Regions from separate parts of the Mus musculus genome. Here all the other regions are linked to region 2. A link is a loop called in an ENCODE intact Hi-C map of the cell type or tissue named here. Cell type or tissue: left cerebral cortex. All regions are shown on one strand. Links, peaks and the distances in the headings refer to the core of each region. The heading gives the core; the rest is flanking DNA. Region 1 overlaps Msra (methionine sulfoxide reductase A). Region 2 holds the start of Gm52130 (a long non-coding RNA gene). Region 3 holds the start of Mir124a-1hg (Mir124-1 host gene (non-protein coding)).

Region 1 (10,755 bases), core at 1,507-9,506, 230 kb after region 2:
AACCCACCCGTTCCTCGGTGAGATTTTTAAGCTGTTGGTGGCAGAGCTTGCCATGGTTGTCCAGCAATACAGTGTCCTGTATGTAACACAAAGCCAGCACAAACTGGCACAAAGCTTTGGCAATGTGTCTTTTCCCCCAGGAGAATAGCTGTTCATTTAAGTGGCAGAACACAGGCTCTGAGCTTCGTCTAGGAGGAGGGCCACCTCTAGGATGTTAGCCAGGGCTCTCTGCTACCTGCTCTGGGGAGATAGATACTGAGTTACAAAGGTTCAGCTCTCTTTCTAACTTCCGTGATGAGGGGGAAAGGGGTTGGGCCAGCCTGTGGCTCCCCTGCCTCTGTCTATTCTAGTACTTTCTTCAGCAGTCACTTATCTGTGCCTTTGCTTCACTCCCTAATTATAAAGCAGTTCTCAACCCAATAAACAGCCTTGCCCAGCTAATAGAGCCAAGCAACACCCTGGTGGCCTCTGCCTTTGTCCTCTGAGGCTCACAGCTCACGGTCATATCTCACCACCCCCACATTTAATGAGCAGAAAAGTATTGTTTCTTGAAGACATAATTCAAAAGACATTTGCTACCTTCCCTCGGATAACAGGCCTTTTGAAAGGTACAGTGCTAGGGAAGACAGAGCAGAGAGCAGCGCCACTTTCCTGTCGACATCATGAGCCACTTTAATAGCTTCCTAGCCCCTATCTGGCCAACAGCTTGGGAGTCCGTGTCGAAAGTTCATTACGTTATGCCTGTGAGGCTTGTGCCTGGAACCTAGAGCCCTGTTTCATTTCCAAGTTTGAATCTCTAACTCGCCTTTACACACTGGTAGCTGAGAGCAAGATGAAGAAATGGTCCTATCGACTCTGACTGTCCCCCGACAGGGAGACAGATATCTTTGGGTACGAGGACAGGCATCAGCCTGTCCTTTCATCTCACAAGAATCTTCAGGACTGAAAACTCAGACTAGAAGTAAAAACTGCTCCTGAGAGACGCCACTGATCACACCCTACCTGCTTAGGAACCCTCAGCCTTCCTCACAACTCTCAATGAGGCATCTACATTCGGCCATTTGTTTAAATGTTTCTGTGGTGTCTGGCTGCCTAAAGAGAGGAACTCCTCGGGGTCAGTGGGTAAAGTGCTTGCTAAGCAAACATGGCATCAGAACTCAATACCAGATTCCACTAAGTTGTCTTCTGACCTCCACACACCCTGTAGCATACATGCTTGAGCTTGAAGGTGCACGCACACACATACACACGTAGTGCACATGCACACAATAGTAATGAATAATTTTTTTAAAAATACTACTTTGTTGAGTCTGAATTTTGCTGTGTGAAGCATGGTCTCTGGCATACACTTAACACCTTAAGCATAAGAGTGTTACTCTTCTATGTGCCCCTTTTACCTTCCTGTCAATGCCCTCTTCTCCATTTCCTGGAGGAAGTAACTTCCTGCACATGAGCACTGTACTTTCTTTCAAGCCTCTGTCCGACTAGAATTTAATATTGCTGAACTCCTTTGTTCCCAGGAAGCAGAGTAGAAATGTTTGACTTGGAAGATGAAGAGAGATGAGGTTTCCATTCTGGCTTTGGTATCTTTCTGTGAGACTCAGATGAATCAATCAGTTAAGTTTTCTGAGCCTCAGTTTTCTTACCTGTAAAGTGGGTATAAAAACATCCCACTGAAACCTTGTATCTACAAGATTACTCTGATAATAAATGTGTCTGTAGCCATGCCTGGGACAGTGAAAATTAGTAACTGCCTTTAACTGGAAGCATTCCCACCATAGAATATGCCACCCACTGCCAAAGTGAAGCCCCATGACACTTGCCTCATAGATGAACATCATCCCCTTTCCCCATGTTGTGGAGGACATGCTGGACAACCAGTTAAGGAAATAAGAAATACTCACAATTACTCTGTGAACAAAGAAACCCAAACCCCAAAGTGGTTCCAGCTCATGAGCAGTGAGGGTGGGAAGAGGCCCCTTCCCTGCCCTGGGCTAGCCTTGCATCAAGTGTTTTCCATTCCTGGCTCTTTGCACAGCCCTGACCCTGGCCATGCCATCCATATAGAGTCTAGCACTCACCAAGCAGCTCTTCTCCCTTTCTCCCCACCATTCCCAGAGGTGAGGGAGGCCTCAGATAGGGTCCCTCCTGTAAAGTGTTCCTTGCCTGTTTCTAACCACAGTTCCCTCTCCCACCCACCCCCTCTTTCTATGGGTTCTGGTTCCCACCATGGCGGCCGACGCTCCCCACACACTTAAATGTCACCATGCAACAACAGAAGGCCATGCTGTTTCTGCAGCATCTTGGGGGGATTTTTCTCTTTGATCCATTTGGTGTTAAGAGCACTCCCAAGACATCCGGGAATCCTTGCCAGAGCTCACTGATGTGGTTTGCATGGTTGGCTGGGGACACAACCAGCAGAGCGGTCTCGTCTCTCGGAACTGCCTCCTCCTACCACTTACAGCCTCCTGCAGACTCCCACGGCTCCAGAAGCTCCCATTCATCTTCTGGTGGGAGATGTCTGGTCCATAGCTAGGGAATATGGCCATGGAGTGTTCTGCTCTGGACCAGAAGACAGAGAAGGAAGACCACAGATGCTGTGTTCCTCACCAGAGCAATAGGTCAGAAGGGGAAGGGCCCAACATCGCCTGTCTGGTCACAACCCCTCCCAGAGGAGCGAGGAGCTCAGAGCCCCTCAGCCTCTGGGGTCTCTTTTGTTTAGACCCTACTGGGCAACATCTTGATGAGACTGTATGCAGCCACATTGCAGGACTTTAGGGCAGGAATCAAAGCAGAGTCATCTCTTTGTCCCTAGGGACTCTAGCTACTAAAGGTTTGTTGAGAGGAATAACTCTTCCCTCAGCTGAGGGTGGGAGCCTATGTGCGGATGGCATCCCGGCCAAGCTGAGCTGAGGAGACAGCACACAGCCTCGACCGGTCTAAAGACTCACAGAGCATTTGCTCATCACTCAGGGTCCAGAGGAGCCCGTGAATTTAAATTTTGATTAGCTTGTCTTTTCTGCCAAGACACCAGAAAGGGAAGGGGAAGGGGTCCTTGGGGAATTCACCTGCATAGTGAATACAGTGACTCTTTAGGATCATGGCACTCTGAAGTTTGTTAGGTTAGGTTAGGTTAGTTAGGTTAGTTAGGTTAGGTTAGGTTAGGTTAGGTTAGGTTAGGAGGGAGTCTTACTCTGGAGTTACATCATCCAAGCCAGGTCCTCTGGCCTCAGCTGTGCTCGGGACCTTCAGCAGCCTCATAGAGACATTGCTTCAGGCATTACCCAGGGGGCCATCAGCAAAAGCAGCCATGTGTGTTCCCAGCACTGTAAGACTAAGAAAAAGAGTTTAAAGAGTTCAAATCACATACACACACAACACATACTACCCACAATCACACACACAGTCTCACATACACACTCAAACACACACAATCACACACTCATACACACAATTACACACACTGAAATGCATTACAGTCAAACACATATACACAATCACACAAAGTCTCACATACACAGCCAGCCACATATCACTCACATGATCACTCACACAACACAAAACCACAATCACACACATACAATCACATACAGTCACACACAGTCACTCTCATACACAATTACACAATCACACACAATCACATACAGTCACACACACACACATACACCCAAACATACACAGGCAACAAACTCATACAATCTCTCACATACACAATCACACATACACACATATAAACAATCACACACACACATACATGCATACACACACACACACACACACACACACACACACACACACAGCAATCACATAATCACACAGAGGAGTTTGCTTGTTGAGTCTTTTTGAGATTCTAAGGGGAGACTGCGGGTGAGTGACCTTTTTAAAAAGCATTCAGCAGTCCTCACTGGCTCTGAATGGACCCCCTCTGACCTCTTCCTCTCCAGGTCAGCACCCAACTCCTGGTCACTCTCTGGCCCCACAGTGAAGGTGACAGGGAAGATTTTGTAGTGAGGCTCTTCAGGTGAGAAACTGCCTTTGGCAGTGCTCTGTGTCTTCCTCAGACTCTGGTCCGTCCTCCCTACAATGTCTGCACTAGGTGCAGGCTCCCTGCTTGATGCCGCCATTTGCATGTCTCTGTGGAAAAACACATTCAGATTTCCTTTATCTCCTTTGTCCTTGCCTTGTGCTTTCTCAAGGAGCCCAGGCCTTACCCATCAGACTGAGCTGAAGCAAAATGAGAAGCATTCACCAGCTCTTGACCTCTAAGGGCCTTTCCGAATCTCCACAGAGCAGCCAAAGACAAAGAAAGAGAGTGAGAAGAGCCCAGAAGAAGCAAACTTTCAGCTAGTTACCATCTTTTTCCCCCCTCTGAGCTCCCAGTACCGTACTCGATTTCCTGACCAGCTTGCGCCCCTCCCCCGCTCCCTCCGAGCATCTGTGGCGGTTTCGAATTGAGCCCTGTACCTGCTGCTCTCAATCCTCAACATACCATACCAGTTGCATTGCCAAACAGCGAACTGCCAGCCATCTGCCATCCCAAGGCAGAATTTACATTGTTTTATCTTAAAATAACGCCTCCGGAATAGCAAGCCACGCTATGCATCAGGTTTTAAAATTGACAATCAGCCAGAATTAAAAACAAATACCAAATGGGCGTAAAAAAAGAACAGGGTGTGTGTGGCGGATGGGGGGTGGGGATTGGCATTTGACAGAGAGCTTATTTTTCGGCTTTTTTTTTTTTACCTGACTTTCTACCAAAATAGTCATGCCATTTAATTTTATCTGCAACCGCAGGAGCTACTTATAGACTGAGAATATTAACGTCTTCCTTGCCTGGCTCTGTGGAGAACTGCAGGTCCATAGGCCTAGAGCAGTGCATCCTACCCTAACCCCAGACTACCTCAGCCTTATCGCACTGGGTTTCCTTTCTGTGGGTCACAGAAAACTTAGGCAGGACAAGCTGGAGTTCCTGGACCAAGGTACTTGCTGAGTCATGGGCAAAGCACACTTGAACCCGGGACTCCTGGCCCTGCTCCCTTCCCACTCTTCCTTAGCCTGTCTTGACCTGCCATTGTGCTAGAGAAGGCCCTCCAACCCCACTCAGTTCTTGTTTAGTTTTGTTTCCTTGAGACAGGGTTTTGTAGCGCTGGCTGTCCTAGAACTTGCTTTGTAGACCAGGCTAGCCTCAAACTCACAGAGATCCACCTGTCTCTGCCCACTGAGTGCTGGGATTAAAGGCTTGTACCTCTCCACCCAGCACCCCTTCTGTTCTTAACATCAACCTGTAGCAGCCTTCAGGTCAGACAAGAATGAACAGGGGCTAGAGAAATAACTCAGCAGTTAAGACCACTTGTTTTTTGCAGAGGACCCCAAGTTGGATTTCAAGAACCTATAGAAAATCTAGAACTCCAGTTCCAGGGAGTCCAATTCTGTCTTCTTACCTCCTCAGGCACCAGGCACACACATAGTGCACAGACATACATGAAGGCAAAATGCCCATACACATAAAATGAAATAAATACATCTTCAAAAAATTTAAAAAAGAATGGACATGCATATACCTGCAGAGCTTGGGGGACACTGGGGACCTGTGATATTGGCCTGTGGTCCCAGAGAAAGAGCCACTGACATATCTGGATGGGTTTTCAGAGCAGATGGTTCTAGAGGAATGTTTTCTTCTGAAGAGAAAGAAAGGAGGCTTCAAACTCCCTTCTGAGAAACTGTTTCAAGGAAAAGCAGGTTGGGGGAAAGTGTGAAGTCTGAGTGGGCTGAGGAAGTACAGGACTCAAGGTCTATACCCAAGATGCCTGCCTGCTGCTTGAGCTGTGGATGGGCCGAGCTGAGAGGTTCAGAGAAAGCCCAGGCAAGATCCTGGATAGCCCGAGAGGCCAGGCCTCTTGAGGCTGGAACTCTCTCTGAGTCAGTAGCAGGGGACATTGGCTCACCTAACTAAATCCTCCAGCCTTCTCTAGTCCAGAAAGCTCCAGCTTAGCCAGGCTTTGGTGTGGGTAGCATCTAAGGGCAGCTGTTCTTGTTTCAGATTGCCTAGATGGGGGTACATCCTTGTAAAAGCTGACTCCTGTGCCCAGCAAGGATCAGGACTCTCTCCCCTCCCTGCAAGCTATGGTCTTAAGTGCTGGTCTGTCTGTCCCTCTTGTGGGCCCCTTGAGGTAAACAGCCACCTTCCTCCTCTGTGAGTCCCAGACAACATCCACATGTGAACATCTGATGCCTTGCTAACAGGGGCTGAATTGACTCACAGACCTAAGGTCCTGAGCTTGGAGTCCCACCCCTGAGAACCTATGTCTGGCTAGTCATCACTCAGACTCCCTCTATCAAGAGGGAGCATCCCCACACTGGGTATGTTGGATGCTTTTCTTTTTGAAGTAACATAACTCAGTTTATTCTTATCCTGCTAAGCAATGAGCCAGCGCAAGCACAGAACACTGCTTTGCCTTAGTCACAGCTGCCAGAGTAACTGAGGAAACACTGGGACCCAGGGGTCACAAGAGCTTTATGGAGATGCCCCCATTGCTCTGCCTCCAGTACTGGTGGCCCTCACCAGACTAGGGCATAGATCCCTGGAAACAAACAGTCTGCCGGACACCCACTGCCAACAAGGAAGAGGGTAATCAAGCTGAGAAGGGAAGTTGAGGAAACCCATCACCAAGAAGAAAACACCAAGATTGACTGATCCAAGCCTTAGCTAGGCTGTTTTTCAGAGACAGGGGCTGCACTCTATCAGTCTAGGGGACAAGACAGACAGGTGTGCTTGCTTATTACAAGGGACAGAAAAGGGGTGCTTCCTAATCCACAACACAGTGAAGACTTTCGTGTGCTAGTGTTGGCTCTCAGGATGTAAGCAGAATTGCCTAACAATAGCACCCACAGAGGAGGAGCAAGGGTCTCAAAGAGCAGAGCCAGGAAGCCAAGAAGCCATAAAGCCATGGGAAGGAGACACAGAGCCTTACAGATCCTTCCCAACCATAAAAGCCATTTGTCCAAATCCATACTCAAGCCAGCAGTGAGGACTGAGGAGACAGATGGCTTGGTGGGTAGCATTCCTGTCCTGTAAGCATGAGAAACCAGAGTGTGATCCCATCACCAATGTAAAATCAAACATGGTGGCGTGAGTCTGGAACCCTAGCACTGAGAGATAGAGATATGCCAGTCCTGGAGCTTGCTGGCCAGCCAGCATAGTCAACCAATGAGCTTGAGGGTCACAAAGAGACCCTGTCTCAAAAACTTAGCTTGAGAGCCATAGAGAAAGATAATCAGTGTTGACTTCTAGATTCCATACACACATAAATGCACTTGTATCCAAGCATACAAACGCACAAATATACACATATGTACATGTACACACAGACATATACAGAAACTTATACACACCTACACACACACACACACAGAGCAATTATTGGGATAATGCACTTTGAAGCTCAAAACAGTCTCAACTCCTTTTGCTATATTTCATTCTTAAAATTTTACTTATGTGTGTGTGCTCACATATGCAATGACATTCATATGGAGGTCAAAGGGCAACTTGTAAGAGTTGGTCTCTACTCCCACCACGTGTGTCTGGAGACTTAGTTCTTAGTCTGACTTGGCAGCATACACCATAACCCACTGAGCCATCCTACTGACCCATCAACTGCTTTAAACAGAATAAATCACTTCATGTCTGGTGCCTCTCACCCATGAAACTGTGACCAGAAGAATGCAAGTCGTCAAAAAATGAGGCACGTTAACCCTGAGACTAGGATGAGGTGTGGCACCATCGATTGATTTGATAAAAGGCCAGGACAGGGAAGAGAATATGATCCCCACTGGGATGGGTAAGTGATGTCCCGCAGGAACCCAGGCGGTAAAGCTACATGTGCCCTCAGGGCCGAAGCTACTGTGGCCCTATCTTACCCTGATTACTTCTAGTGATGAGACCTGTGCGGCTCTGGCTGACTGTCAACAAGATATGTGTTCTGCAGTAGAGAAACACCACTCCCTTATAAAACAAGCGCGAGCAGCACCTGACCCTGAGTGTCATTTCTGAAGGGGCTTCTTCGACAGTGCTACCCTATTGAACAAAGTCTCTATCTCAAGAACACCCTTAGGAGGAGGAATCTGTCTACCTCCCCTAATACCAGAGTCCAGCATCACAATTTTCTTTAGCTTAGCATCCCCTCTTCCCTGTTAATGTCTCAGTATTCGTTGCTCTCAGATGCCTGTGGCATCCTTGCTTCCTTCTTCCCAGGAGCCAGAGCAGTACATTCTGAAGTGGTCTTTGCCAGTCAAAGTGCTGGATCTTGTGGTCCCTTGCCACGGAGACGGGTTTGTGGAAACATGGAAGTGGGGTCCAGGAACTCAGAAGCAGGTGTCAGGACTCAGGCTAAGGGATTCTCATAGAGTTTAGGATGAACTGTGTATCTGTTAGGAATGGCAGAAAATGCATGCGCATACTAGTGATAAAGTATTTAGTGTTGAGTTATTAAAGGCCATAACTACTTCATATTTGTTCATCTTAAGTGTTAAAAACTAAAATAACTCCTTAGATACTCCCAACTGTGTGCTTTCATTTTTCAAAGCATCCCTTGTGAAAAGAGAAGAAATACAAGTTCTTACCCCCCCCACACACACACACACACCTCCAGCTAGAATATCATTTACATGGCTAATCATGATCATGACCCTACTGCCACCTAATGGTAGAGAGCCTTAATTGCAGATAAAGTGCCCTAGAGATCAGACACCGTATTTTAAAAATATAATCACAGTGATCAAGGGGCCATCCACCTAAAGGGAGTGATTTTGTGCCTTGCTGTCATACCCAAGTAAGACACTTTATTTTTCTGATCTTGCTTGTTTTTCGCCTGGTGAGGCTGCATCAAACAAAAGTCCATCTGAAATTAAGGAAATAATGTAAAAGAATCATGAAAATCTACAGCATATCAAATTTTAAAAAATAGGATGTGGATTAAAATAACTATTAAAATATGATAGTTCATGTTCACCCGGTATCATATGGGCATACAGGGCAATAGTTAAAAAATTTTTTGGCTTGATTAAGGTTTATTAGTTGCAAAAGTTTTCAAACTAGTAATAGGATAAATTATATGTGTATATGTGAAAATTGCTGATCAGTTTTCTGGGGTTTAAAACAGAGTAGGCAATAGAAATACATCTATAAATTCATTCTCTCTGTGGTTACAGAAGCAGAAGTTTGACACTGAAGTAACCACATAGGCAGAGTTTGGGCACCTAGTCCTCCGTAGACCCTTCACATGTATGTTCTGTTCTTGAAGAAGAAACTTAATGCCGAACCCTAGGTCTCCTTTATAAACCTGTGCTTTGTCATAGCTCTACTTAATGCTTTATTGATAAACAGAATTTGTGTTATGCTTTGCAGTCGTAGAAGGGTTTCTCATGTCCTTTTCATTCTCCCAACCATGAGATCATTAGTACCTGTGATGTTAGCTTTAATTGCCAACTTGACAAAACCTTGAATCACCTGAGGAAAGTGTCTCAGTGAGGGATGGTCTACATTTGATTGGCCAGTGGGCACATCTGTAGGGGATTGTTTTAATTGATAGTTAACTTGGGAAGACCCAGCCCACTGTGAGTGGGACCATTCCCTAGGCAGGAAATCCTGACCAGTGTGAATGGAGAGACTGAGCTGAGCACAGACAAGTGAGCATGTGAACATGCATGCATCTGTCTTTCGGCTCTAGACTGTGGATGTCCTCACCTTCTTCAAGCTCCCACCACTCTGACTTTCCCACAATGATGGACACTAAGCTGGACGCGTAAGCTGAAATAAGCCCCTTTCTTTCCAAAGTTCCCCTTTGTTGGGTACATTATCAGAGCAAAAGAAATGAAACTTTGCTTTCCAGGTAGGAAAACTATTCATTCAAGGAAAGGGAATGACCTCCCTGTTGTCACACACAAGTGTCACAGGAGGTGGGGAATTTGCTTTCCTGACTCTATGCCCCATGCTTCTCCCACCAGGAGGCATTCCAAGACACAAATCAAGAATGGAAGACTCTTTTATGTATGGTGGCAGAGTGCCCACGTAACCAGTCAAGGAATGTCGAGTTGGGTAGCTGGCAGTAGATAACCTCACATCCAAGGGTTGTGAGGAAAGCTATTTCATGCCTGCACCGTGTGGTGCACATGACTTTTAAACTCAGTGTCGGCTGTTATCCATTCTTTTTTTTTTTTTTTAATCTGACAATGTCATACAAGAGCAGTGACCTTATCCCCTCATTATCCTCTCAGAAGGCAAGAACCTGGTCTGTGCCATTGGGAATTCTCTTCTGCCAACCTCTTTATCAGCCACTTCCTGCCCCAATTGTATCCTGAGAATCTGAAGCTGCCTTAGGAACAAGAAGCCCCCAACACCCTCCAGGGAGAAGTCTTGTTGGTGGTCCGGGATTGACATACATGTTTGTTATTTTGCTAGGTGACTTAAGTCTGCGTGGGCAGTTACTGGAGCAGATAGGTGTCCATGTTGCTGTGGAGAATAGATTCTGGCAATTTGTCCCAGAATGTGTGTCACACATCTTTGTAGGCTGGGCACGAGGGACTGTGTCTTCGGTAGGATCCAAGACTGCTTTCCACAGTCCTCCCTGCTGAGGGTGCTCACCCTGAGCACATCACTCCCAGGGATGACATCAGACTGTATCCACGCAATACCTCTAATACCCAATGAAGATGCAGAGTTCTCTGCCATGAGAGATGGTTGCTAAAAAACTTAATTTG
Region 2 (10,755 bases), core at 1,370-9,369:
CTCAGCTGCTTTGTTCTTATAAATCTGTAGCATGCTTTGAAACGAGTCCTTAATTATATGAATTATGAATTGAGAATGCATTCTCTCAATCTTTGTTCTCTTTTTCACTTTTCTTTCTTTTTCTTTCCTCCTTCTTCCGTCTTTCCTTCCTCCTCCTCCTCCTCCTCCTCCTCCTCTTCTTCTTCTTCTTTCTCTCTCTCTCTCTCTCTCTCTCTCTCTCTCTCTCTTTTGAGACATGATTTCGTGTAGCTCAGGATAGCCTCAAACCAGGCTGGTTTTGAACTCCTGATCCTCTTGCCTCTAATGTCCAAGTTCAGCATTGCAGGCCCGTACCATACATTTTCTGTTTTCAGAGACAATTTTAATTTTCCTCATAACACCTACTCGTAGTCCATGTTCTTGGATGTGGCAGAGAAAGCAAAAGGGACTAACTCTCATTGTTTCCAACGTGCCAGGTTTGTATCCTCTTAATAGCAAGGTGATAGTTTTGAATTTTCCACATAGACTCAATTTGTTGACACTTTGGACAGATTCCTGCTTTCCTGGAGTCAACCACTGAGCCCAGGGCTCCTGAGAGGTTGTTTTGTTAGCTGACACACTGATGCTGCAAAAGACGCCCCAGGCCACCTGCAGCTCCCCAAACAGGAGCTCCCTGCCCTTGGAAGAAATGTCCTTTTGATTTGATCACAGCCGTTTCTACGTAGTGAATGTTCTCTGTACAGCCAGTGCTTTTTCCTTCCTCTCTTAGTTCTTCTAACAAAATAAATTAATTGAGAAGAGCAAACTGTTGGGGCCAGTGGGGCTGAGTTGTGGCTGAATCTCCAGCACGTCTTTTGTTGTGCAATCAAGTAGCACTTACTCACCCAGGGTGTCGCCCTCCCACCCAAACAAAACCCTCTTAATCTCCCAAATCACTTTGCAAAACAAAGGGACACAGCTTCAGAGGAGAAGGGGCTGGGCGGTGGATGGGTTGCACTGGGCACTGCCCTCTGTGTGCTTGCTGATTACTACAGAAATCTGTTTATGAGCCTTTAAAAAAAAACTTTGGTCTACAAAGTGAGTTCCAGGACAGCCAGGGCTACACAGAGAAACCCTGTCTCGAAAAACCAAAAACCAAACCAAACCACCACCACCACCACCACCACCACCACCACCACCACCACCAACAACAACAACAACAAAAATCAACACCTTTGGGAGAACAGTTTCTTTACCATTCATCCGGGATCCTGGAAGCAAGACCGTTAACTGCAGTCATCAATAAAGTTCTCACTGGGAATTAATAACAGTGGGAGCCAGGGCTTGCCAAACTAAGCTTGCTGGGCCTGCCTTCTAGGCTGGATCTGGCAGGATTGCCCTCCCCAGGGGAGTAGCCTGGCTCCCCCACCCCACTTGGTGCTCACTGGCCACTGGCCATCTTGAATCCCTACTCAGTTCTGTGAATAAGCTGTAGAAAGGTGGGAACTGGGAAGGGCCGTCTTTTTCCTACACTTGCTGAATTCTTCTCCCAAGTTAGCATCTTTGTCCATCTCTCCTCTGCCATTTTCATGTTATCTAAGCTACAGATAGCAGTAGTAGTAGTTGTCCTACTCCCTGACCCCCTCAACCCCAGCAGGTAAGAAAATTGCAGCCCAGAAAAGTAGAGTGCCTGGTGTCTTTAGTGGCAAGGTCAGTGGGCAGACCCAGCCTTCTGTCTCTAACTCCATTGCTCTTGCTGTCTTTTTAGCGCTTGTTCACTCTGGAAGGGGCTCAGTTGGAGAGTAATGTGCTGTGTGCATGCAGGTGCTCCTGTGAGTGAATGAGTGAATGAGTGTGTGTGTGTGTGTGTGTGTGTGTGTGTGTGTGTGTGTGTAGGTGCACATGTGAGTTTGTGCATGTGTGTATGGAGGGCAAAGGACCACCTTAGGTGTCTTTTCCTCATGCTTTTGTACAGCTTTGGGTTGTTTTTAAAACAGTCTTTCACTGGCCAGAACTCACCAAGTAGGCTAGTCTGGCTGACCAGTGAACCCAAAAAATCCACAGGTCTCTGTCTAATAAGCACATGGAGTATAAATGCCCACTTCTATACCTGTCTTTTTTTGTTATTTTGTTTGTTTCCTTTAAGTGGTTCTAGATCGAACTTAGATCTTCATGCCTACAAGGTGTGGTAGTTTGAATAGGTTTGGTCCCTACAAACTCTGTTTGAATGCTTAGCTCATGGCACTCTTAGTAGGTGTGGCCTTGTTGAACTAGGTGTAGCCTTTGTTGGAAGAAGTCTGTCATTGAGGAGCTGAGCTTTGAGGTCTCCTAGTGCTCAAAGTCTGCCCAGTATGGAATTCTTGTCTCCTGGGTGTCTTCAGATCAAGATATAGAACTCTCAGTTCCTTCTCCAGCACCATGTCTGCCCCAGGCTGCCATGCTTCCTTCCATGATGATAATGGATTGAACCTCTGAAACTGTAAGCTAGCCCCAATTCAATGTTATCTTTTATAAGAATTGCCTTGGTCACAGTGTCTGTTCACAGCAATAAAACCCTAAGTAAGACACAAGGTAAGCACTCTGCCCCAACTGAGCAATCTCCCCAACCCAGGATGTTGCTGCTTTTGCTGTTTTAGCTTCTATTTCTTACCCCTACTCTTCTTCTCTTCCTTGTCTTCTTTTCCATTTTACCTCTTCCTCCTCCTCCTCCTCCTCTTCTTTTTGTATCCCCTACAGTAGGGAACATGTATCCTTTGGTAAATCCTAGGTCATCCATCCACTCATCCAATCAGTAAGTCAATCTATCCTCATCCTATATGAGTTCCTCAGGGGTAAAGGATGAGACAGCACACACAGCAGCCCAACTCACTAAGCTCTCAGCGGAGTGGAGGACAGACAAGTAGACACAGCCTGGTATGTTGTTATGGCAGCAAAGGAAGAAGGGCCTGGGTCATAGGTCTGTTCACTCTCTAGCTTGTCTCTTTTTTTAAATAAACGGTCAATAGATACTCATAGAGTTTAGATAACATGGACTTTGAAAATAAGAGGTCATCATGAATATATCTTTATGTGTGTAAATATATCTCTCTGAATGCTTGTGTGTATATGTTTACACACCACTGAGCCATCTTTCTAGTCTTTATAGTTCTATACTCAGTGTTTCCTCTCTCTCTCTCTCTCTCTCTCTCTCTCTCCCTCTCTCTCTCCCTCTCTCTCTCTCTCTCTCTCTCTCTCTCTCTCTCTCTCACACACACACACACACACACACACACACACACATATATATATCACTCATGCTTGCACCCATACATGCAAAGAGCTTTTAAAAAAATAGAGGCTGGGAGATGGTTCAGCAATTAAAGGTAGGTTCTGCCTTTCTGGAAGACCTGAGTTCTATTCCCAGCACCCACATCACTCACACCTTTACCTCCATGGGACCTTATGCATTCTCTGGCCTCCATGAGCACTTGCATTCCTGTGTACAATATACACAACACACACAAGTATGCACAATTAAAAACACAATGTTTAAAAAAACCTTAAGAATTGAATGGTAAAGAGGTTCTTGGGTTGGTCTTTTTGTGGCTTGATGCATGAGACTCTGCATTCCGAGCCACAGCTCCCCCAAGATGAGCAGTGCTTGGTGTGGAGGTGCACAGCAGAGCCTGGCTGCACTGTCAGCTCAGAACGTCCCCACACCGTCTCCCACCCGTGTTCCTGTTAATGCTTTAGAAGAACAGATCTGTGAGGATGCAGTTTGGTCGTTTCTGGAAATATATAAAAGAGGAGGAGGAAGAGGAGGAGGAGAAGGAGAAAAAGAAAGAAAACAAAATCCCAATGTACCATTTAAATAAGGAAAAATGAGTTTTAGCTCCATGAGTGCTTTTGTCATTTTCTTAGCTCTTATTCTCCTTCTGAGAGCTCATTATGAAAGAATGGCAGTAGCTGTCCCTCGGCTGGGCCAAGCGGTGAGTTAGTTCCCAGATCAAGGGTACAGGAGCTGGCAGATAGCACCTAAGTGACCTCAGGTAGTTGGCAAGCTATTTTGCTTTTTGGAAAGACCTCCCGGGAGCACCCCTAATCTCTACTGCTTTCCCTTCCCAGTGTTTAATAACCTTTGCTGCCAGGAAGCTCTTCCATTTAACCCAGTTCTCCCTTGACACAGTCAATCCCATTTCTCTTGTTGTCCTTGGTGGGGACAGAATAGTGGGTCATTATCTTCTTGATGATATCCTTAATGTTCTTGGGGATGAGGGAGGTTTCTGAGAACCTATACTTCTGCAAGTGAGATAAATATACCCCCTCCCCTTTCTCCCTCACCTCTTTCTCCAGGGCCTCATTTAGAGATAGAACTGCTGACATTTTGCCCTTGAGTTTCTGGGTCCAAATACTACATGAGGCCCACCTTGGACAGCCATTGTGTCCAGCAGACCCTCTCATGTGCTCCCTTGAAGGTGAGCCCCCAATTTAACTGCTGTTTGCTGGCCTGGCTGTGAAGCCCATTCTAGAGGCAGCTGGATGTGAAGAATGACTGTTTCTCATTTACCAGAGACGAGGAACCCAAATGCCTGTGCCAGGATGGCCCACTGACATGCCCATTTCTTCTGCATGGACACATGAGCACCAGCCATCAAATGCTATATAGTTTGTGAGCTAGTGGCAGGGCAGTGCAAAGACCAAACCCAGAGCCATGCTCCTTTTTCTTTTTTCATCTTATAAATAACTAAAAGGTGGCTGTTGTTTGCCAATTTTGTTCTAGAAGTGATGGGTGAGCCTGTCTGTCTCCACCTGATTCCTACGAGGGGCATGATCTGTCATCAGGTCTCCCCATCTTTCACCACGATGTCTGACAGTCTTAAACTGCATGCTGGTTGGTGGCCACATCAGCCCTGGGGTTTTGGTCCCATTTTATTTCATCCCACTTTAGATTTCATTGTTTTTCAGTTCTCTTTCTCTCCGATCCTTCCACTGAAGCATAAAAGCAGCACAGTGCTTTCTCCCGGCTGCCAGCGCGTAGGCAGCCCTCCCACCTCGGCTGCCAAGCTCTTAGCAGATGAAATAAAAGTCTATTTATAACTGGTCTCTGATGGATTTCCTCCCTACCTGTGGTTGTGCTCCATCAGCAGGTGTGCTGAGCAGATGGAGGAGGGTTTTAATTTTTTTTTTTTTCAGTTCAATTAGATCAGCTCTCCAGGTTCAGACCAGTATGTCCCTTTCTCACTCAGTCTCTTCCTCTTGGCATTGAAATTGTCGAGCATAGCAGAACCTAAATTAAGGCCAGGAGATGAAGTGAATGTAGCGACTGCCTTTAAAGTAAGTACTTTGGCAGAGGCAGAGGCAGAGGCAGAGGCAGCTTTGGATAGCACAGGCAAAGTCAGTGTTAACACTTTCCTTCCTAGTGCTTAATTTCAATGTGACTTGAATAGTATTTGGAGCGTGGGCTTGCTAAGAACATCCATGCTTTCTTAGTGTTAAGGCACCTGGTTGACATCCAGACGTATGCATCGGAAACTACATTATATGGCCTCTGAAAGAACAGTTTGGTAATTCTGTTTGTGTGATGAGGAATTTCAGTGAGGAGGTGAAGAGGTGAAGTCATTCACTTCTTCTTCTTCTTCTTTTTTTTTTTTTTTTTTTTTTTTTTTTTTTTTTGACAGTAGAACTATCAGGGAAGTGTTTAGGCATTACCCTGCAATCCAAAATCATTGCCAACGTAGTCTTTGCTAGCTTGGGGTTTCACACCAGGAGCAAGTAAAAAGTCAGTACACTCGAATCAAGTCCCAGCTTCAACATCTACAGAGTTAGCAGTGCTGGCTAGTTTTATGTCAACTTGACACAAGCTAGAGTCATCTGGGAGGAGGGAACCTCAACTGAGAAAACACTTCCATAAGATCTGGCTGTAGGGCATTTCCTTAATTAGTGATTAATGTGGAAGGGCCCAGCCCTAGGTGGGTGGTGCATCCTTGGGATGATGGTCCTAGATTCTCTAAGAGAGCAGGCTGAGCAAAGCCACAGGAAGCAAGCCAGTAAGCAGCTCCTGCCTCTGAGTTCTAGCACTGCTTGAGTTCTTGTTCTGACTACCTTCAATGATGGACGTTTTGTCAAAGTGAAGGCCAAATAAACTCTTTCTTCCCCAACTTGATTTGGTCATGGAGTTTCACCATAGCAATAGAAACCTAACTAGGACATTAGAGCAAGGAGAACATGCTCACCCTTAGTGGGGCAAATGTTTCTCCTTCTCAAGAGCCTGCATTTTTTACTTTAGGGCTCTCAGGCAGGAAGCTGAGTCTGACTATATCACACATATATTCATATATCTCAGAGACATATTTGAGCTCCTGGCCAGCGTCATCATGCTATCTTGACTGAGGCTCACATTCTGTTTCTCTACATTAGTTCATTAATATGTTGTTTGAAGATGGGGTTGAAACAAGGAAGACTGAGTCTATTCTAATGAAACTTTTGTTTTGATTGTAAGATCGGGGCTTAGAGAGATGGGTCAGTGGGTAAAATCACATGCTACACAAGTATAAGGACCTGAGTTTGAATCTCCAGAACTGACATGACCTCCCAAAGCATAGCTTTGGCAGGGCAGAGTGTAAATACTAAATCTTTCATCACTCTAAGATGTTAATTTTCATCCATCAAGAATGATGAGGATGCTGAGTCAAAGGTATCAATTTTAGAGAAAGTTCCCACTGTTTTATTTCTGCTTCTCTATCCTCTTAGGCTGATGGTGATGGGGTGCAGAGCCTCAGATCTTTGGCATACATTGTAGATTTTATGGGTCTACATTCTTGTTCTGGGTGATGGTTCTTTTTTCATTTCTTGGATAGCCTTGGTGGGGATATTCAGTTGTGGAGATATGTCCCTCATTATAGAAAAGACTAAGTAATAAACGCTCTTTGCCAGGTATTCAGCACCCATTAACTGAGTATTAGCCCTGTGCCATGCACAGGAACAGATAGAAGGAGGCAACAACTCTATTTGAAGAGTAGCCCTTACACATAACAGAGGTCATGTCATTCATGAGTTCACTGAGGAAGTACTGTGGGTCTAGCCATGTCTTCACTCAAGGGATTTCTGTGAGGTCCCATGACATCACAATAATGTCCAAATACTTCATCATAGTCTGTGAAATTTTCCACAGCCAAGCTGCAGCCATCTTGATGCCCTCGTTTCCCACTGCTTCCCTGTACCCCAATACATCACCTTAGACATAGTCCTCAATTTGCAATTTTTGACCTGACCTCTATAGTCTATAGCCATACTTAAAGCAGTTTTTGGAGACTCTAAAACAGTGTTTCTCAACCTGTATGTTGTGACCCCTTTGGGGGTCAAACAATCCTTTCACAGGGGTTGCCTAAGGCCATTGGAAAACACAGATATTTACATTATTATTCATAACAGTAGCAAAATTACCATTATGAAGTAGCAATGCAAATCACTTTATGGTTGAGGGTCACCACAACATGAGGTGTTAAAGGGTCACAGCATTAGGAAGATTGAAAACCACTGCTCCAGAGGAAATACCTCTGTTCCTAGGACTTTGGAAACCTCCTCTAAGCATGTGGGATCAGAGGTCACCTTTTAGCGTTTTGGACATCTATATAGACTACAATTCTGCCTCCTTATAGGGCAGAGTTATATCTGCATAAGATCACTTTGGAGAACTGAAGCTATTAGCTCCATGGTGACCCATTATCTGGGGTATTATTTGTGGCATATTCTAATAGTGATATATAATTTGTCCATACAATTCAGATCTTTATAATAAAATATGAACAGGCCTTTGTGGAAAGAAAAGAGTCTTGTTGAACAAGATGACAGGACACAGCAGGGCCTGCCATTTGTGTTTTTGTTGGTCACATTCCGTAGCATCTGGAGGAAGTGACAGAGGTCCTGTTGCATTCATTTTCTGCTGGTGGTGTGGGTTGAATGACTCAAGTGTGGGGTGCCTTTAGATGGAGAAGCAATTAGGGTAAGGCACTGTTTGTGTATTTGATTTTCTGATCAGTATGTGGGTCCCAATGGTGATTCACACTCAACCTTCATCTTGGAGAGAGAACTGTTCAGAGATGTTGTGCCAGACAAAAAAAAAGTCTTGAGTGCTCAATTCTTGGAAAGTTCCAGATGGTCAGTGAAGCTGAGCCTTTCTGCAGAAGAGGCAACGTGGTTGGAAGGATATGCTCCAGAATTATGACTTGGGTAGCATGCTGGGGACAATGAAGTTTTGGATTGTTTTTACACTACTTGAAGCTCCTGGGGCAGGCTGGGATCAGAGAAGTGCATTCAGGGTAAATGACTGCAGTTTAGCACTGCCTACAAAGGTATGGTCAGGGTCAAGAGAAACCAATGGGGGTGGGCAGAGCCTACAGCACTTAGTATCAGTTCTACTACCCTAGGCAAGAAGAGGAACAGGAGAGATCAGTTATAAGAATGGAAGTGTGGCCACAGATGGCAAATTCAGTGTTTCCACATCCTCTAGAGCCTCCAGTATTTCTGGGGATCAGTTTTGGCTGTACTTAATCAATTCTTCTGAAAGTTACTCTCCATTCGGTTTTCTAGACCTGCTCTGTACCCTATTCTGTGCTTGGATGGGCTACATATACCCCAAAGGGCTTTCTGGCTCTCTGGCTCTAGTGTGTTGGCCAATGGGTGACACTGTTAGGAGACTGGACAGCTGAGAGATTGGTTAAAAATGGATTCTTGCAGATTGCCCAGCCTGCGTTTGGCCATGGCAGAATTCCCCTACTGAAGGGCACAATTACTAGAGCCAACTAAGCATGCTATGGGATTCTCATTGTTGAGTTGAGTGCTTGCTCTACTAATTGGAAGAGGCTGATGGATTGGAGATGTGGACTAATACATATCACACAGAGAGATGGAAGCTTTTGTTTGCACTCATCATGCTCAGGATTTTAGAACTCAGTGAAAGCTAGTAACTTAAAAATGCCACTGAGATGGTACGGGTGCCATGAGGCTTTGGCACGGATGCAGCTAGTGATGGTGGGTGGTTCCTAGCTTTTTCTGCAAGGTAGGAGTGAGATGATGGCGTGAGATCCTGAGGCATATAAAGGTTTGAGAAAGAGGAGGTGGAGAGGGGGCTTGTTGGAGCCAGGAGAGGGACTCCATGTAGCACAGATCTGCCTATCTACAATCTATACCTGTCATTGCAGCAGCCCATGGCTGTGGCATCCGCAAGCTGTGTCCTGTAGATTGGGGTGGAAGAAGAGGCAGATGCTCAGAACAGTCCAGGGATCTGGTGAGGGTGGATGTGGTTGCAGCATAAGGGAGTGGAGATTTATTTTGATTTAGTTTGAGGGAACACAGTCCGCCACAGCAGGGAAGATATGGTGGCTTCACGGTGGTGGGAGATTGTAGGTCTGCTTGCCTACACCTCTATGGATCAGGAAGCAGAGACGGGACTGGAATAAGGATGGTTATAAATCTCAAAGCATACACCTTCCCCAGGCCCACTTCCTAAAGGTTCCATGATCTCTCAAAATACCACCACTAGCTGGCATGCCAAATTTTAAAATATAAGTCTGTGGGGACCATTTTACCCCCATAACATATTCTTAAACTACTTGAGGATCAATGAGTTCCAACTCCAACTCTTGGAGTTGTGCCTTTGGCCACTACAGATATGAATCTACCAGAAAAGTGGGATTGTGACTATCACAGAGGAATGACACCATTCTAAAGAGAATACTCTGTGCGTTACCATAGTAATGCTGAAAGAGCTAAGGGTGTTATCCAGCATGCTGCAGGTGTTAACAAACAAGGTATGCAGGCAAGACTCTTACATAAATAAATAAAAAATTAAAGTATCTATCAAGCACACAGGTCCCTCAAGGAGTTGAGACAGCTTCCTGAAGCTGGTAAGGAAAGATGACAAAAGGCAGAAGCCAAAGGGAAAGAGACCAGAGCTCAGTGGAACCTGCAGCCTGCTCTGTCAGAGCAATCCTCTCTGTGGGAGCCACGCAGTAGGGAGCAGGTCCCTGGGAACTTATGGCATAAAGGAAGTACAAAGCTAGATGACTGGCATAAAGGAAGTACAAAGCTAGATGACTTGGGACGTGCACGTGGCTCAGTTGGTGGAGTGCTTGCCTAGTAAGCATGAAGCTCTAGGTTCCATCCCCAGCACTTGATAAACTGGGTGCAGTGGTGCACATCTGTAATCTCAGCCCTTAGGAAGTACAGGCAGAAGAATCAGAAGTTCAGAGTCAATTTCTGCTACATGGAATTTGAGGCCAGGCTGAGGTACATGAGACCCTGTCCCCAAAGAGACAGGCAGGCAAGCAAGTAAACAAGCAAGCAAGCAAGCTAATCTCTGGCCTGTGAAAAAGACAGATTGAATTGTGCTCTGGGTGGAAAGGCAAGCATACCCAGAGAATGGAGTAGGGCCGCAGCAGTGGAAGCATGATGCTGCGGAGAATGGGTGTGTTGGGAATGACTGTGCAAGGCAGCGGCAAATAATGGCCTGTTGGTCCTGGGGCTGCATGGGTAGAGGGGTACATATTTGGTGGTATCTATAACATGAGTGGAAACAAAAGGGATTCGAAGATGTAGAGGAACTTTGTGGACAGGTGAGATGGCCCCAAGTGATGCCAGGATTTGGGGTGGACAGGCAGATCAGGAGACAAGTGGAAGACCATCAGAGCAAGTGTCAACATTTCCAGGGGGAAAGTGGTAAGAGAAGGCAGAGAAGCAAGGGCATATGGTGGTATGGGCTGCAAAGGGCTTATGTCTAGGGAGAGGGGAAAGATGGCTTTTCCTGGGCCATTCAGAGAA
Region 3 (10,755 bases), core at 1,863-9,862, 180 kb before region 2:
TACAAACCCCTTCTGGGAAGGGGATCTGGTAGACACATACGAACACTGGTTCACATAGACTGGCCAGTCCAGAACACTCCCACACGCCAATAACACACGAATAATACTTTCTGGAACAAGAGTTTTACGTAAGCAATAAAATAACAATGCACCCCTCCCAACTCAGATCCTCCGTAGCAGATCCCAGGCAGGCCTTATGGATGGTGCCTGCGGTTTGCGCTCTCAGAGCAAAAGCATATTGGGTTTCTACCTAAAAGGACTTTACTTGGGGAAGCATCTGGGGGTTACGTAAGATGAAATATCGGTGAAGGACGAGGGGACATTTGAAAGAATCATGGGGAAGCAATTACTGAGTAGAGGATTGCTAATGGGGATATTTGTGGTCCAGGGGGGTTGGGCCATCATCTGCTTAGGCCATTGCTTGAAGGCAAAATAACATCTCAATGAGCACGGGGGGGGGGGGGCAAATGGGTGTACCCCCAAAATGGTACAGCACACTAGCCGTTCTCTTCTAACCCATTTGTGAAGTGAGGGAGCACCCCAGGAAAGGGCCAATTTTTATTTCAAGGGAGGTAGATTTTCTCGAAGCAATGGCTATGGCGTCTCTTAGGACAGCCATTGTGGCTGGGTCTTTCCCTTTCTGCCTTGAAAGCAGTCTGGCTTGTCCGGTAGGACTCAGCCAGAGACACCCTCAGGGTGTGGGCACTGCAGCTTTCTGCCTGCAAGAGTAAGCAGGCGGTGGCTTATTTCTGCAGAGCGGGAGAAGGTTCTGGGAATGCCTAGGTGGAATGTGGTAAATTGAAGCTCAGCCTGGCTAGCTCTAACATTCTCTTCTGTGAGGAAATTTAGAAGTTGAAATCATCGTAAAGAAGGACACATAGTAGATACTCAAGAAATAATGAATACTCTTGAGGAAACTAGGCCAGAGAGGTACTGATCTATGATATACCCTCAAATACTAATTTACTAGACTAGATGAGGCTGAGGCTTTTTGAGACAAGAGTCCTCCATTAACTTCAACGGATGCTCTTTTAGACCCTGATTACTGTGTTAGGAATCAGATTAAACTCCTAAACATCCTTCATGGGCTTGGCCTTGCAAAGGCAGGCCTCTGGCATGACAGCAGGGGGGAGGGCTACAGCCTGCTTCCTGGGGGTGGGTTGTGGGGGGGGGGAGGAGGCCAGCTCTTGGCCTCCTTTCCCTCCCTCTGCTGCTGGGTCCTGCCCCTCCTCCATTTACTCCACCTGAAAATTAATGAGTTTAGGTCGGCCACCAGGCCATCATCCATCCACTGCAGGTTGGCGGAACACTGAGATGGAGACGGGATGGAACTGTGTCGGGGGCCTCCAGGACCAGCTGCTGCTGTTGGGGGCTGATTTGGGAAGCAGGTGCTTCAGGATGAGGGAGGATTAACCCTTTCTGTTCCTGGACAGCCTGCTTCAAAACAGACTTTCCTTAGGCCTCCACCTTACTCATGCTGATTTTCCTTCTGTCTTGGGGTTTTAAGAGCGATGGGGAGAGGCCCACACTCTGGGGGCTGGGGGTGGGCTGCGCCTCCTTTTCCTGTAGCTTCTGGATTTCTGCCTGAAACTTCAGCCACAGCCCCAAGGAGGCTGGGAGGCCCTGCTTTAGAGCAGTGGGCTAGCTGTCAGTTTTGATGGAGTCTGTGCGCTGTCCATGAACAAATTTGCCGATCGCCTTCGCTCACTCCAGAGATCTGTTTAAGCTTGTCAAATGCCCACAGCTCTCCACCAACGGGTGACAAACAGCTTCCCCTAAAGACTACCCCAGCAACCCCAAGCACAATACAAGGTAGCTGCAGTCTAGGCTTTGGGGCAGTCTGCCAGTCGCATGGGTACTTGGTTATTATTATTTGTTTAAGGGTAATAAATTGAAATCCGGAACTAAGACAGGTAGGGATGAAGGTGTCGGCCTTCTACAATGGGCAGGGTCCCAGAGCTGAGGGGCACATTTTACTCTCCAGCCGTCCCCAGGCTATTTTCTGCCGCCGCCGCCGCCGCCGCCACCACCACCACCACCCCCCCGCTTGCATAGATCCGTGTTTCTGTCACAGAATGAGTTGTTTGCTTCCTAGATTCTATTTGCATCTGCACAAACCCCTCTCTGTCGGTAGCTGCACACCTCCCCACCCTAAGGGCTACTTTGCGAGGCACTCAGAAGCCTGCTACCCGTACTGTGGGCGCCTGCAGCTGCAGCGCTGAGATCTGCCCAGGGCGTTGTGCTGGGTCGATCCTTCCGTGGCAGGCCCTCGTGGACCCAAGGTGCTCAGACAGCCCCATTCTTGGCATTCACCGCGTGCCTTAATTGTATGGACATTTAAATCAAGGTCCGCTGTGAACACGGAGAGAGAGGCCTTTCTCCTGAGGAAGGAAGAAGGAAGGAAGGAAAGAAAGAAGGAAGGAAGGAAAGAAAGAAGGAAGGATGGAAAGGAAGGAAGGATGGAAGAGAGGGAGGATGGGAGAAAGGAAGGGAGGAAGAAAGGAAGGAAAGGTGGAAAGAAAGGGAGGGGATGGGGAGAAGATGAGATGAAAAAAATGAGAGATGAGAAAGAAAAAGCTGGCGACGCGTGCGTGTGCGTGCGCACTGACAGCAGGGAGGGTGTGGGGTTGGGGAACGCGATGAGCTAAGGACCACCGCATCCTTCCTACCGCAGCTCCCCCAGTCACAGACAATGAGATAACAGCCACGTCCTCCGTAGGCTCTTTGTTCTCCCGCATCCTTTCGTTTCCAAGCTTTTTCCTGCAAAGGGGAGGGGGGTGGAGGGTTCGGGATGTGGGTGGAAGTGGGAGACGGAGGGGTGCCTCCCCCGTGTTAATTACCCCGACTCCCTCACTCCTCTCCTCGCGCTTCGCCTCCCCTGCAGTTCCAGACAATGAAAAAACATCAACCCCACCTCGCCCCACCGCAGCGAATCCTACCCACCCAGTTCGCTCTCAGCTTCGCCTAGGAAACTGAGGGGGGCCAGGAGGAGGGAGATGACGGAGAGGAAAGGGATGGGAAGCAGGGGCCCAGCTACTGCTGCCTGGGCAGGGCTTGTGACCGCCGCCTTTACCTTGAGTGTAGGGTCCGGGTGTAGCCTGGCCGGGCGTGCCGCAGGGCAGAGCTGCTGCGGTCCCTTACCAGGATCTGTGGGAATCAGCCTTCCGGAACTCTCCTGCTGCGGTCCTCTCGCTTAGGTCCCAAGTGGTGGATGGGAAAAAGGAAAAGAAAAAAAAAATAAATAAATAAGAGCGAGGCCCATCTGGCCCCTCATCAGCCTTGTCAAGTCTTGCATACGCTAAAATGCTAATGACCTAGATAGCTCATGCAAAATGCAGCAGGGAGGGACAGAGAAGGAGGGGGAGCGAAGGGAGAGCGAGAGAGGGAGGAGTGAAGGGAGAGGGAGGGGGAGACAGAGGGAGGAGGGAGACTGGGAGGGGGGAGGGGGAAAAGAGAGAGAGAGAGAGCGCGCACCCCTACATGTTCCCCCACCCCACCCGTCAACCGGTTTTACAGAGGTAAAGGGTGGGTGTAGATTTTAAAAGGTCACCCCTATAGAATGTAGCTGGGTGGGGTGGGGGAGAGATCCCCAAATCCATAGGGACAATAAAATATTATTTTAAGACCCCTCCCTCTCTGCTCTCCATCACTCTGTTTACACACAAGTCCAGTCACCTTATGCATGTACATGTCAATTTCACAAGACTGCTTTCAACAGACACCCACGTTGCCATTCCCTGAACAAACCCACCCAGTGCACCAGAGTGAGGAAGGTGCTTCCTAACCCACAGACCTCCCTCACCTGGTCCATCCCACTCCCTACTAGTGCCTTATCCTTTCAGGCAGTCGTCCCCCCCCCCCCTTTCTCTTTTCTAAGCCTTCCCCATTCTCCTTCCCAATGGCTCAAAAAAGCCAGGTAGAGGGCATAGAGGACAAGTTAAATCTAACTGGATCGGTTCCGTTCAGCTTCCCACCCACCCCACAGGGTTGGGGGACACAGTCTTTACCTAACACTGACCCTTTTAAAGCATGCCACAAAAATCAATAAAATTGAGTCCGAATAACCTCAGAGGTCCGCAGGTCCGGCCGGGTACTGTTGGGCAGCGTTGATCTCTCCAATCGGGGAGCCAGAGTTCCGCGCGTCCCAAGACGCTTTGTCCCGGAACCCCCGCACAATATCCTCATCTTTTTGTTCTCCTTTAAAGGATCCTGGTTGCAGTCCGCCGCGTTTCAGCCAGTCCAAACCAAAGGCGGATCTATTGGAATAAAAAGGGATGGGGATAATATACACGCAGATGGATGCGGGAGAGTAGTGGAGGCTAAAGTCAGCCCCGCAAGCAAGGAGCGGCCTCCCTGGCCAAGCCCCAAGTGCTTCCTCGGCTATTGAAGGGAATTGCTGCTGGCAGGCGCTGATGCTGGCTCCACCTGGCCGGAGGAAAAGCATCCTGGCGATGACCCTGAAAGAATTAAGACACAAAACCAAAAAAAAAAAAAAAAAAAAAAAAAAAAAAACCCCAAACCGAACCAAACCACCAAAACAAAAAAGCAAAAAGCCAGAATCCTCCTCTGGTGAACCAGAGCACGCGTGCAGAAGAAACCGCTCTGCTGGTGGCCGCGGTCGAGGGGGAAGGATGCTAGCGCAGGAGGCGAAGGTTGCAGAGGCTGCACCCTCAGATGAATAATAATAACGCGCTGAGAAGTTGCAGTGCAGCTTGGAAATCCAGCCCTGCGCGTGAACTCGCGTCGAGTGCGGATTGCAGGGGATGGGGGAGAAAGGGGGGGGGGTGAGGAGAGAAGAGAGGGGGAGGGGGTGAGGGGATTGAGAGGAAGACAGAGAGAGGGACGCAGAGAATTTAGTGCCTTTTCTTTTAGTCTTACCAAGAGCTGATCTCCTTCACTGTCCTCGTTGGGTGAGGCCGAGGTCCTTTTTAAAAATTATTATTCCTTTAACGGATTATTCAGCTAAGAGAAGCCACATCTGCTGACAGTTCCGAAAACAAGAGGATTAGGAGTAGGTCCACAGAGCCCGGCCCGCAGCCCCCCCCCCCCCCCTCTGCACCAGCACACGTCACTCTCACTGCCCCCGGGCACCTCCCTCTCCTCGCTCGGTGTTCGGGAGGGTTGTGCCAAGAAAAATGCGGATTTGGGGAAAGTGAGAAGTGGGGGTGCTCTCACGAACGGGAAAGCCAAGGCCGGAGGTGGCGATTCGCACCCCCACACTTACACTCGCTTCCGTTTATCCGTTTAGATCCTGGGAGAAGTGGGTGCTTTCACCGCACCCACACGCGCCGCATCTGCAGTGGTCAGAGCCCTCCGATCCCTTGAAGCCACCCTGGCCGCCCCAGACCCTGCCAAAGTCCTCTGGGTGGACTCGGGGGGCTCAATCCTACCCCTGCCTGAATAGCTTCATGGTCTCCAGTCCTCTTTTTCTCAGTCCCCTCCGTGCAATACCGCCGCTAGCCCACTCCCGGTTTCTTGAGCTTCGGTCAATGGAGTGGGGAGCTCGGGGGCACTTGCACACCTTCTGCTTGTCGTCCTCAGCCCGAATTGCCGGGCTGTAGCTCAGCCAGGCTGGTGAGGATGGAGCTGGGTGCTGCTGCGGTTGTGGTTGCTGTCACTGCGGAGAGCGCGAGGCTGCGGGGCGGTGCGGCGACCCGAGCGCCAGTGCAGCCTCCTCCTCACCCCTCCCTAGGCTGGCGTCTGGGCAGGACAGTGCTGGGGGTGGGAAGACGAATGGCGGAAGGTGGGGGGATGGAGGACCATAGTCTCTTGTCGCCCCCACCAACGCCCCCCCCCCCGCAGTCAAGGTGAAAGTGAAGGAGAGCGGGCGCGCGTGCTCGCGCCTCTAGTTGCGTGCGCGCGCTCCTCCCCTGCCCGCGCCCTCCCGCCCGCCCTCGCCCGCCGGGGCCAGATGGACGTCCGAGATTACAGAGGCACAAAAGTGCGTCTACACGTCCAGCCACCCGTCCTGCGGACGTGGAGAGCCACTTCGGGGAGGCGCCTTTTGTTGTACTTGTGTGGCTGTGTAACTGTTTTTCTTTTCCAAGAGCAGAGTTAGCTGTGGCTTAAAGAAGGACCAAGAATGAATGTCCCCCATAAGAGCGAACCAAAAAGACCTTCCCCCACTCGAGCCCCCGCGCCTGCGATGAGAAATCTGTCTTCCCAAAGGGCTATTGCGGCAGCCGCGAGGCAGCCCCGACCTGCTCACGCAGGCCCATCTGCTTTCCCTACGCCTGCTTTTCTTTGATGACTTAAAAGAAACAAATAAACAAACAAACAAAAAAAACTGAACTGTTTCTTGGGCTATGTTGAATTCAAGACATCTAGACAGGGGAGAACAAACTCGGAAAGCTAAAAGCAGTCTTAAATGTTGTGGCTGTCAATGGCCAGTGCAGAGGGTGGTGGCCGCGGCGCCCACCTAGCCCTGATGGACCTCCGGGGATGCCCCCTGGATGGAAGGCCATTTCTGTTTCTGTCAATTGTTAGGTAAGGACCCCAACAGAAGAACGGCTGTAACAAAACCTCCCCCATGTGCTGTTTTTTGCTTCAACACTGTGTGGCTAGAAGCTTAGGAAATAAGCTGTTTTTGTAAATTTCTAGAATTGAGAATCTTAGGAGGGGTGGGTAAGAACTAGAAAACATCCTTGTGACGGATTTTAATTAAAAAAATGTAACTAGTTGGCAAAGGCCCCTCGCTAGGCAATCTTTCTGGGAGCACTGACCACTTTCATAATAGTCCCCACTAAATCGCTGGTCTCTCTCTGCGGTGACTTGGTCTTACTTACCACCATTTTGATCAAGGTTTTTAGCTTTAGGACTATTCTAATGTTCTGTCTATAAAGCATTCCTCGGCAGACAGTTTCGAACCCCTGCACCAGGAAAGGGTGGGGCTGTGACTTGAGGTCTAGTCGGTTTTGACTGAAGAGCAATGGGACATGGAGGATACTTTCCTGTGCTAGACTGTCAGATAGGCCTAGGGTTTTGTTTAGCTTAAGAACGTTTTTAATGCAATTCTCCTGCGCCGTTGCGGCATTGCGGGACGCTGGCTCTCTCGTCTTGCTGCGTGGGGCGCGCGCGCCGGGGTGGGGGTGGAGTGGGGGAGCGGAGACCTGGTTTTGTAACAGGCTCCGCAGGCCCGAGTGGGAACGCCTTAAATGATGAGCCCAGGGTTAAAAAAGAAAAAGAGAAAGGGAGTGGGGGGTAGATACGGCAGCTGATGCTGAATTAATAGTTAGAGCATACCCCTGGGACTTTCTCCAACCAGGGGGTCAGGAGTCCTTGCCCCTCCCCCAGCCACAGATTTCATATCTGTTTTTAACCAGTCTGAGCGGACGGATGCTGGGCCATTTGTAATGGCTTCTTAAAACCTAAACCCTTGGGCTTAAGGGCTGTCTATGCGCCTGATCAAACTCACCCCAAGTACTAACACGTTAAGAAATTACATTGTAAAACCTCCCCAAATCGGATTGACTGGGCTGTTTGGGGCCCATATGGCTGGACAGCTGGACAGCTCCGCTGAAAAGACACCATTGCCCCACGGATGGGATAAAGCAGGGCTTCCCCAGAGAGCTCAGACATGACCTAAGTATTAGCGTAGCCTGGGGTAAAGACTGAGTTAAATCTCTCTCCCTTCTTGAGGTTAAAATAAAGACAACAGAAATCAAAAGGGGAGTACTTTTGAATTCATTGTGAATGGCGTGCCTCCTGCTGGTCCCACCATAGGAAGGAGAAGGAAGGAAGACTGAGAGGTGCCCTTCAGCTGAGCACATGCATGCGAGTGGGTAAACGGGAGGGGCAGGAGATTGGAAAGAAATATATTATTTGCCAAGCCGTGACATGTGTCAGTGACATTTGTGGTTCCCTGTTCAGAGAAGTAGGGTTCTGACCTCTCTCAGCTGATGCTCCAGTGTTAACCATGAACAGTGTCTGAGTGCAATCTCCACAGTGAGAAGAAAGATGGAAGCCGGGCACACACACACACACACACACACACACACACACACACACACACACGCAGAGAGAGAGAGAGAGAGAGAGAGAGAGAGAGAGAGAAGAGAGAGCCCATTATGAAATGCAGCCGGTTTAATTTTTAATATGATGGCGGAGCCTCTAGCACATTCTTCCCTTGTTGTTAGCATTCAGGAGGAGTCATTTATCCTGTGGCAGAAAATTTTTAAATGGCTTTAAAAAAATGTCCTGAAATAGAATATTCTATCGTCACCTTCTAGTTTTGGAATACAAAACTCTATCCTTAGTGAAATATTCAGACAAATAAGCTAAGTTTGTTCTTACTTATCTACCTGTATTTCTGATACCAGTTTTCTTCAGGCCTTTCCAGTAATGTTGAAGGAGGGAGGGAGGAGAGGAAGAGAGAGAGAGAGAGAGAGAGAGAGAGAGAGAGAGAGAGAGAGAGAGAGAGAGAGAGAGAGAGAATCAAGGTTTATAAAATCATCATTCAAAGTCATCCAACTCTATTTTGGAAGATCGTTTCTACAGTGAGCCTCCCTCGTTTGCAAGGTTTATATCAATTTCAGCAGATTCAGAAGTGTGTGCTTTCTGTGAACGTCAGTTCACATCTTTGGAAATAACTGCAGATACTTCTGCAGTTACCTTGTCTTTCCAAAAACAAAACACAGCAGAAAACAGATTTGGAGGTGGCATTTGGACTGCTAATGATAGAACCTGGGAGCTGCCTGACTCTTCCTGATGCACATGAAAGAAAAAAATCAAGGCCCAGAGAGATGGAAAAAATCCCTTCTAGAACCGCGAGGCTGATTCCTAGTAAAGGACAAAACCTGGGTCATTTTTGTTGTTATTGTTGTCGCATATTTTCTTCTATATCATATTTGTACTTTCATATTTTTCTTATGATTTTTTTTTGCCAAATAAAGGAAGTAAGTAGCTTAGGGTAACATTAGTCTAAAGCAATGTATGCTATTTTTCAAGGTTACTGGCAAAGAAGACTGTGCAGGTTTTCCAACATATAGAAATGATAAAATTCTGAGGACCTGGAGTTACTAATTACTCTGAATTAATAGTTGCCCATTGTGAATGTATGTTGAATTACCACAGGCTATCCTATGACTAGGCACAGTGACCATTAAAATAAGCAAACAAAAACATTTACGGAAAGCTAAAAGAAGTAGCCTGCTCTGTTTGTCTTGTTTGGTTCGTTTTGCTTAGAGTGAATTTTGAGATGCTCCTACGTACATTTCTCTAGTTTGATCTGTATTTCGGGACATGTTTAGAAAAAAAATACACAGAGCCAGCTTGTGTGTGTTGAGGGGAGAGAGCTTGGGGACAGTTCAGGGACTTTGACCCAGTGCACTAAGTCTATAACGTGTTCAGGAAGTAATCACATTAAAGCTGGCATAAGCATTTCTGAGGAAGGACCCACAAAGCGTGAGCTCCCACAGTCAGCACCCTTCCATACTCATTTTGAGTGAAGAATGAGGAAGGCCCTTGAAGAGGGTCTTTGGTGCAAGTTTCCTTTATCAGATGGCAGTCACTAGTCAATTTATTTTGCTTCTGTTTTATCTGACAAATTATTCATAGTGTACAACCCCCCTAATCTTTAAAGAAAGCCAAAAGGAAAGCAAACCACGGCTTGCTGGAGGACACCCAGCCCCCCATTTTCTTTTGCAACATGGGGAGATGATTTGCAAAGTCCTTGTCCTCACCTGGGTTGTAGGAGCCTGTTCCAGCCAGTAGGCTGGAAGATAGCATCTCTCTTTTAAAGATCTGTCTGGCAAATCCTGCTCAGGTCTTAAAAAGCAGAACAAGGAAAGCTTAAAGTCTACGTGTGTTTAAATGTAATTCATCTGATGGCACAGCCTTCTTTATTTTTGATGACTCTGTGGGTCAGGTAATGGTCCCTTCAGCAGGTGAGAGTATCTCTATTCCCCTTGGAACGTTCCAGTCCAGTGTAACTGGGCCTCCTGTGCCTTCTAAGCAGATTGACTGGAGCCTACTGCAGATTTAAAAGCCATCCCATCTTCCCATCGCTCTATGCTGACCTAGATTGCAGGATGAAGGCTAATGATTCATTTGCAATGCTTATGGTGGGCAGCTACTGCAGGCTTCCCCTCCCCCTCGCTCCCAAAGAAACCCTGTTCTCCTTATCATCTGATAGTACCACAAATAAATATTTTTGTTCAATTGCTACATAGGGCATGAGATTATTTCCTAATGAATTATATGCCTCGGGAGAGGAACCATAGCTCACTAGTGCTTCGGGCAATTTTTAGCATGTGTCAGATTGTGTTTGCATTGGAGAATTTTTTTTAAGGTAATCTCTTGTTTTTCTTTTCGTCTTTGTGCAGAGTTATAACATTCAACATACTTTAGGTCTAGAAGACCCTTGCTTGTGTTTAAGAGTCTAACAGGAACATGAAACTGTTTATATGCGCAGAAGGGGACAGAGGGGTGGGGGAATCTCATGATCATATTCATGTGCCAGATATTGTTTTAATAGGAACCGGACAAGGCCTTCACCGAATTTCATTTAGAGGCAGCCACCATGCACAATAAATTATAAAATCAGTGCATTAGCCCTGAAAAAAAAAGGCTCTGACTGATAACGAGGGACCAATTGGTGTGTTCATTAAATATACAGATTTGAAGCAGAATTAGTAGAAACGACGGGAATAGAAATCTTGTCAATCATAGGTGAGACGGGTGACAAGTTCGAAGGGGGGAAAAAGCCTGCTTCAGATGTGATTCATATCTTGTAGGATTGTGTCTGAGGATGATTTA

What was found. Hi-C counts contacts between places; a loop is a spot of excess contacts. Peaks named below come from ENCODE experiments on the same cell type or tissue, not always from the same donor. Only the 100,000 strongest peaks of a DNase experiment are listed, where the experiment ranks them.
Region 1: it touches region 2 in a loop (6-fold over the local background); 2 of 42 quality-filtered maps call a loop at or near these places.
Region 3: it touches region 2 in a loop (10-fold over the local background); 5 of 42 quality-filtered maps call a loop at or near these places.

Annotation. Positions count from the first base shown.
Region 1 is chr14:64,167,221-64,177,975 of GRCm38, reverse strand. The region is part of intron 5 of Msra (methionine sulfoxide reductase A); the gene reads left to right. Among named protein-coding and RNA genes, the nearest start is that of Gm52129, 27 kb to the left of the region's middle. In left cerebral cortex, for the core only: a CTCF peak has its summit at 8,708 (motif pointing left); DNase peaks (open chromatin) are centred at 5,235, 5,752, 6,398, 8,695 and 2 more places; H3K27ac peaks cover 7,226 bases.
Region 2 is chr14:64,398,520-64,409,274 of GRCm38, reverse strand. All of the region lies in intron 1 of Msra (methionine sulfoxide reductase A), which reads left to right. It overlaps Gm52130 (a long non-coding RNA gene), which reads right to left and starts at 2,649. Exons shown (of 2, transcript XR_003951178.1): 1 at 2,609-2,649. In left cerebral cortex, for the core only: no CTCF peak of the experiment used is centred there; DNase peaks (open chromatin) are centred at 5,233, 5,728, 8,047, 9,028 and 2 more places; H3K27ac peaks cover 7,713 bases.
Region 3 is chr14:64,582,278-64,593,032 of GRCm38, reverse strand. Mir124a-1hg (Mir124-1 host gene (non-protein coding)) reads right to left here and starts at 4,918. Exons shown (of 4, transcript NR_040709.1): 1 at 4,879-4,918; 2 at 4,066-4,256; 3 at 3,074-3,192; 4 at 1-2,760. It overlaps Mir124a-1 (microRNA 124a-1), which reads right to left and starts at 2,376; the gene lies at 2,292-2,376. Mir3078 (microRNA 3078) reads right to left here and starts at 1,848; the gene lies at 1,762-1,848. In left cerebral cortex, for the core only: a CTCF peak has its summit at 9,699; DNase peaks (open chromatin) are centred at 6,427, 7,040, 7,697, 8,605 and 9 more places; H3K4me3 peaks cover 4,681 bases; H3K27ac peaks cover 7,759 bases.